2 separate regions of the Homo sapiens genome follow, and region 2 is linked to region 1. A link is a contact called in ENCODE Hi-C or POLR2A ChIA-PET data. All regions are on one chromosome and are shown on one strand. The core of a region is the stretch at or near the end of the contact, and the rest is flanking DNA. Distances in the headings are between cores, read along the strand shown. Region 1 holds the start of RPA3 (replication protein A3). Region 2 overlaps UMAD1 (UBAP1-MVB12-associated (UMA) domain containing 1).

What was found. Hi-C counts contacts between places; a loop is a spot of excess contacts on that map. ChIA-PET counts read pairs that join two places held with the same protein, here RNA polymerase II (POLR2A). Pooled maps may share reads with other maps.
Region 2: a pooled map shows a loop between it and region 1 (4-fold over the local background). The contact joins the enhancer-like site here to the promoter of RPA3 in region 1. A Hi-C loop is called at or near these places in 1 of 37 single-sample maps with no recorded cell type and 7 of 50 pooled maps. POLR2A ChIA-PET finds 5 or more read pairs at or near these places in 1 of 52 experiments (GM12878).

Annotation. Positions count from the first base shown.
Region 1 is chr7:7,716,754-7,720,366 of GRCh38, reverse strand. It overlaps RPA3 (replication protein A3), which reads left to right and starts at 1,760. Exons shown (of 8, transcript NM_002947.5): 1 at 1,760-1,852. All of the region lies in intron 2 of UMAD1 (UBAP1-MVB12-associated (UMA) domain containing 1), which reads right to left.
Region 2 is chr7:7,828,640-7,832,252 of GRCh38, reverse strand. All of the region lies in intron 3 of UMAD1 (UBAP1-MVB12-associated (UMA) domain containing 1), which reads right to left. Among named protein-coding and RNA genes, the nearest start is that of RPA3, 110 kb to the right of the region's middle. Within about 2 kb of position 1,917, at least 3 of the 41 ENCODE cell types and tissues checked have a DNase peak (open chromatin) inside an H3K27ac peak, as active enhancers do.

The sequences.
Region 1 (3,613 bases), core at 511-3,010:
GCCCAGGGTTATTCGCTTCTGACAAGCAGCCAAAGTCATTCTGCTGTATACCAACTGTGAGTGCCACCAGCCTAGGGTTTTTACATCCCATTTCCCCCTTTATTCTCAGAGATGTATAGTTTGTGACTTTTATATTTTAATGCTCTTGTGTCCTTTATTGCAAGCTATATTTTTTTTAGCTATTTACAATTAAGATTAACAAGCAATTTCTAAGTATTCTACTTCTGAACTATACATTTGAAATAATACTTGTGACTGTATTTTAGGTTCTGTAGCACTTTTCCAAAAATGACATACATTTTCAAACAGATGGCTTTATTCATGCTTACCAAGTCCCTCTGAGGTACACTGGAAGAAGAAACTTTATTCCCTTCAAAAATAAAGGCTCAAGTCCAAGTCAAACTGAGTACTTATTAAACACCTTTAATGTTCAAGACCCAGGGAGGTACTTCTCTGAATATGGAAAGGTTAGTGTACCACTTAAACACAGTACACTGATTTACCATCTCTTGTTTGTACAGAATTAAATAGTCTAGACAATTTAATTATTTTAATTGATCAGTGTAAGTTGTTGTGAACAATTCAGAATAAAAGCTCCAAGTACAAGTACTTTCTTTCCACATTATTCTTCTCATCTTCAGTTCACATATGAAAACTAAAGCCTCCTAAACTTAAGATTATAAAGTACTGCAAAGTACAGTAGTCACTAACGTGAAAAAAAAAACTACTACTTTCCATGGCTGTCTATAGCTCAACTCTCTGAAAAATATACAGTCGGTTTGAAGTCTTTTGTGAAATCCCTTGTGAGACTCTACTGTTGACTGTGGTTAGAATACATTCAAAAGTATAATCAGATTGCATCATCACCATCACCTGCTCAGAGGCAAGTTGAAGAAACATGTGCTCATGAGGCTGAAGCTGGCTTATTGTACTACACTCTCATGTGGGCTTGCCAGAGAGATTAGTCACCATTTTGCAGCTGGTTTCAAATTCAGTTGCTGCGATACAAGTGCAGATGCAATGGCTTACCCTAATTATATTGCTCCAGTTTAATCTTTCCATTTGTAGCATACTATATACTGGATCAAATTCAAGACTCTGGATTGGTTTCAAATAGAAGAGATTTCAAAATCACACATTTGTTATCCTCTCCTAAAGCTTGCTGATCATATTTCATCATTGTATCTGCTAGATCTTCTGAATTCACCCTAAAGGTGTTTTTAGCTCTCTAAACCATCACTAAATCTTGATAATTAATAAAAATGCAGAAAAAAACAGTTCTTAAAGCTTTTTTTAACACAATAAAAGGAAAGTTATGTCATCTCCAAAAATACTCATATGTTTTTTAAAATTTCAATTTTCTTCCTCTTTGGAATTAAATATATGAGCAAATTCTAAGGAAATTAATTGTAATCAGTGGTTTCTAAACTTAACTGATGGTCAAAATCACTTGGGAAGCTTTAAAACACACATACATTTCCCCCACTTCACCCTGTACCTGTTGAGTCATAATTTAAAGAGGTTTCTTTTTAAATTAATCTAGAAGTTAAATAAAGCTAATGCTGGTATTGCTTCTGAGAGTCAGAAAGAAAAAAGAAAGGTTCCTGCCTATCTCATGCAGGTCTTTTTAACTGCCTGCTACTGTCCATATTTAATAAATGCCATCTGTCAAGAATGATGTCTATACAAAGAGATGATGTAATCAGAAGAACTTTAAAATAAAAGAAAAAATAAAATCCTAGCATCATCAGATCCACAGAAGCTACTCAGATAAGAGGCTCCAAGAGGACATTTTTGGATGTGAAAAACAATGAGAAGGAGGACAACACACATTTACAATCGTCTTAATTTTGTAAGTATCTGTTTGAATTTGTTGGATACATAGTTTTTTCCTTCAAAATAACTTAAAGGTATTATTTTGAAGACACACATAGTCAAGTTTAGATTATGCATTTTTACTCCGTTCTTATTCATTTGTTCCATGCTAGTGCTGGGAATATGGTGGTAAGAACAGACAACCCATGCCCTCACTATGCATACAGTATCATCGATGGCATTATAAAAATATCAAAATAGTTTTATGGTTAAAATAAACTATAAGAAATTCACATAAGTATATTTCAAAATACCCTTGGGGATAAAAATAACACATTCAAGTTACAGCTGACACATTATTTGGAAAAATCACTCAAGTTCTGCAATTTCTTCTTCCCAAATTAATACCAGTTTTACTTTCTTATCTGATCTAAAATTTATAACTTATTATACAACAATGTGAAGTTAATAAGTGAATGGTATATCACAGGTTATTCAACACACTGCTAAAATTAAAAATCATTGTGTCAATTCTAAAAACTAGATTTCCCTAAACTCTAAAAGCTACACAACTATGACAAACAGAATCTACAGCACTCTGTGACTCTTAATATTACAATTAAACATCAAGTTTATTAATAGAAAAGTTTGGTAAACAGATTTTCACATGACATAATGTGTCAATTTGATAATTATGGCCAATCATAAACTTAAGCATAAAAGGTGATGGTAAGATAAAAACAAAATCTTGAGGACAAAATTTCAAACTCATGCTCTCATCCAGGCCAGAGTTCCTGAACTATACAATGACAAACTAACTTCTTTGTTAAACTGCATTTTACTCTTTACAAATACAAGTAGTTTTCCAAATACTCCATGCTGTTGATGCCCCAAAGTGGGAAAAACAGATGAATTAAATAAATAGAGGCCATGTTAGCCAATGTGATTGAGACCATTTCTTCATTTAATAAAAAAATCAGTTAAAGTGGGAAATCATAAAAAATACATGCATACCTTAAACATTTTACTTCAAAACAATAAATCATATTCATTTAATAAAGTAAATACTTCTGAAGTAGCAGAGTTGTCTGAGGTAAATACCTGAGGTTATCGTCTCACGCCAAAGAAACTGAAGGACGAGGACACACAAGGAGTGAGTTTAAGAGTGGAGTTTTAATAGATGAAAGAAACAGGAGGCTGGGCGAGGTGGCTTATGCCTGTAATTCCAGCACTTTGGGATGCTGAGGCAGGCGGATCACTTGGGGTCAGGAGTTCGAGACCAGCCAGGCCAACGTGGTGAAACCCAGTCTCTACCAAAAATACGAAAATTAGCTGGGCGTGGTGGCGCATACCGGTAGTCCCAGCTACGCGGGAGGCAGAGGTGAGAGAATCGCTTGAACCCGGGAGACGGAGGTTGCAGTGAGCCAAGATCATGCCATTGCACTCCAGCCTGGGCAACAGACCAAGACTCCGTCTCAAAAAAAAAAAAAAGAAAAAAAGAAAGAAAGAAAAAGGAAAAAGAAAGAGGAAAGCTCCCTCGTGCAGAGGAAGGGGTCCCGAACGGGTTTCCGGGTTCAGGGCAAGAAGAGGTTGGTTTTATAGGAGGCGGTGTCTGATTTACATAGGGCACGAGAGATTGATCAGACCAGGTGTGCCATTTACATAGCATGCTCCGCCTCCCAGGTTCACGCCATTCTCCTGCCTCAGGCTCCCGAGTAGCTGGGATTATGGGCGCCCGCCACCATGCCCGCCTAATTTTTTTGTGCTTTTAGTAGAGACGGGGTTTCACCGTGTTAGC
Region 2 (3,613 bases), core at 668-3,167, 110 kb before region 1:
CAATAAAACCTTTGAAACTAGAACCATGTGAGAGGACTTGTAGGCTCAATGGCAAAATACAATGCTATGGTATGAAGAACATAAAATCTTTCTCAAGTAACTGCAAAAGCAATTCTTCAATATTCAGGAGCCTCCATGGCCCCAAAATATGCTTAGCACAAATTGCTTATTACACAGATAGACAGAGTCAACATTCAAAGGGCCAGCGTTTTTCAAAAGAAGTTTTACCAGGGCTGTAATTAGTTGTTCAGGCAAAAACTGCATACACATCTAATTGCACACACAATTGGCTAATTGTATCTTCAAAATAAAGGGTAAAGGGTTAATTGTATCCACATCTGGCCACAAAGAAAGAAGTTGTCCTTTGAAAATATGACACTACATTTAGAAGAAAATTTGCATTAAACAACCATCCCTATTACTAATAATAATTATAATAATACCACATGCTTATAAATTAATACCTTTCATCGTGATCCTGAAAACACTTTACAAACATTAATTAATCTCACAATACTCCCACGAGGTATGAAAGGCAATTATCCCAACGGTGTCAATGAAGAAATACAGCAAAGTTAGGTAATTGTCAAAAAGCCACAAAGGGAATCAGGGCTCCCAGTTCCGGGCTCTCAACGCTGACTCAAGTCACCAGGGAGGTTCAATGGGGAGCTTGGTTCACGTAATCAACAAAAAAGAGCCTAAAAACAACACAAAACTAAGTAATCCAATTTCAGAAGAGTAAAAAGTGGCCTGTGATTTAGAGGCCACTTTGACTTCTTTCATTGACTTCTTTCATTGAAAGGTACCCAGAAAGACAGGCTCCAGAATGGAGCTAACAAATAGAACTTCTTTGTTCCTTAGTTTGATTTTATGATCAAGTATTTCAGATAATTTTTTAAGAGTACAGAGAATTGATATGATGCATCACCAATGAATGGTACTTCCAAAAATATATAACAAGAATAAATTTCTGTAAGATATAGATACTTAGAATATCCTGGCGACAGCAACTTTTAAGATAAGGACATGCTGAACACAAAAATATGGGTTAGAGGCTAAAACAGAGTAAAACTAATGTCACCTTAACTGTAACTCTTGAGGATTTACATCAAATTAATAGTCAGGAGAATCCAATTAATACTAGCCAAGAATATCTAACTTCATACAAATAATTTTCCTTATAAATGCATAAGTATATCATTAGTATTTGTTGTAATATTATCTTCTTTAAGAATCAGAGAAATACAAGCATTGATTTTTATCAATAAAATACATATTTTAAGGACTGGTATATTTTTTATAATTAAAAAATATTCTTGTAGCCACATGAGGAAATGTTTGGGTGATTGGCTTATTCATAAAAACTAATAACAAATTTTTCTATGCAGATACTTAAAAAGATGGGAAGATATAAACAGGCTTCAATTTACATTCACTTCACTTATCCAGTACTGAAAGATACAAGATCGGCAAGTAAAGATTCATAGAACTTAGTCTATGTGTTTATTTATATTGACTCAAAACCCTACTGTATCTCTTCTTACAAAGGTTCTGAGGCAATATCTGACATTAGAATAAAGAAAACCATTGAAATAGAAAGTCTGGGACAAGGAAAATGAACCAAAACATGCTGAAGGTAAGAATCAGTATGACTGTGGTTTCCACACTTTGAAGTTGGCTCACAGTTTTTGGGCACCCAGAGCAAAGAAGAAAAACACGCATGTTAAAAGAAAGAAAAGAAACGAAAAAGGGAAAAGAAAGAGAAAGATACAAAAGAGAGAAACCAAAACATATAATTTTTTACCTAATAGAGGTAAAAAATCAATATAGTATGAACGTGCTTCAAGCAGAGAATGAACTTCTGATGGGAGAACCTGGAAAGGCTCCAGGGCAAACAGTCACATTCTAGGCTGGAAATGAAGGGCAGGGCTAACCTCCAGAGCAGCTGCTACAAAAAAGGTATTCCACACTCAATCTTTAGCAAGCAGACAGAGAGCCGTGTGATTACAACGCATGTTTAGGAAATGGCAAGTTGATTCCAGCACAACGTACAAGGTAGACACAGTCCTAGCAGGGGCTTGGCCAGACCTGCAGGTCCACTGGCAAATGCCTCTTAAGGAACAAATAACATAGTAGATTTTTGAGGGAGAGGTGGGAAAATAATATAACTTTTCTTTTTTAAAGTAGAAAACTCTAGTGCTGTGTAAAGAATAGACCAGAAAGGCAAAAGTCAGAAGGAAGAAGGTTTGTCGGAAGACTCTGTAGTAAATCCAATGAGGGAAGATAAGGGCCTGATCTCTGGTCCTGGCACAGGAAAGGTAAAGGAGAGGACAGGTAGGAGACTCTCTGACAGCTCCTAGTGAATATAATTAAATGTGAGGAAAGAGATGAGTCAGTCACACATGACTTGAGGGTGCCTTGCCTCTTAATCCTATGTGACCAAGGAGATCCAGAAGCTGATACTACATGCTTTTTCTAATGTTTTACTAGGTTTGGTGACAACAAAATTAACATATACCTTTGTGTCATAATATTTTCCATCAAGGAAAGTATACAAAATTGTTTTGTAAAATGCTCGTTCATTACATTTAAAATCATGTCAGAATATGAAACGTATGTTTCTTTAAAATAAAAATATAAAGTGCTATTTCAGCCAGATTCATTATATGAGACCTAAAGCACTGTGGCTATAGTTCTAGCTCAGGTTTCAGCACATTCCTTTTTTTGTCCATTTATATTTACGAAAAGGAAAATGGGCTTTAACTTTTTATCCAGGGATTTATATGATTTGCACTAAGTGTCTTATTATCTACCTCCCACATTGCCAGGGATAACACAAAACTATGATCAAAGTAGATGCTTAAAAATTACATGCTGAATGAATAAATTCAAGAATTAAAGTCAAACAGAAATCACCTGTTCCCCAAACTTGTAGAGAGTTATTGCTCTTAGCACTGGACTAGCTGTTCAGTGCAGGTATGCAAGTGATTGCTGCTGCTCATTCAGTAACAATTTAAAATGTTCATCAGGAAAGATCTATTTCCTAAATAATTTATCCTTATCACCAAATTTGTTGTTATGAAAAATTGCTAGACGCCCTATACAAGGCCAAGTCCTTATTAATGCCAGTGGTAAGAACTGCTAGAAAAAGAACATTGACAAGAAAATGTTTGGGAGCTATTACAACACACTTACATTTCCTTAGACAGTGACATGACTATATGATCAATATTATATAGACATGTTATCCCTTATAATAGTGTTCCATGTTTGCATTTTGAGGAAAACCACTGATTTTTATCTACCTTAATTTAAGATAATATTATTGTCAATGACCTCCTAACCACATACAAAATAGAGTTCAAACTTTTGAATTTGACATTCAAAGACCTAGAAGACCTGGGCCAGTCGATTTTCTTGTCGTAATTCCCTCTGATCTGTTCAGTAATTCCTAAGTAGTGGGGAGAGTACCACTGGTTGTACAAGCATTGAGGAGGAGGAGGAGGAGCACTGGGAAGCTGGAGTTCAGGAGAGCTTCAAAGGCAAAAAGGAGAAGGAAAAATGAAACGCAAGGTTGTGTGCAAGACAGGTCAAGAGCTATCCCCTTTCTTTT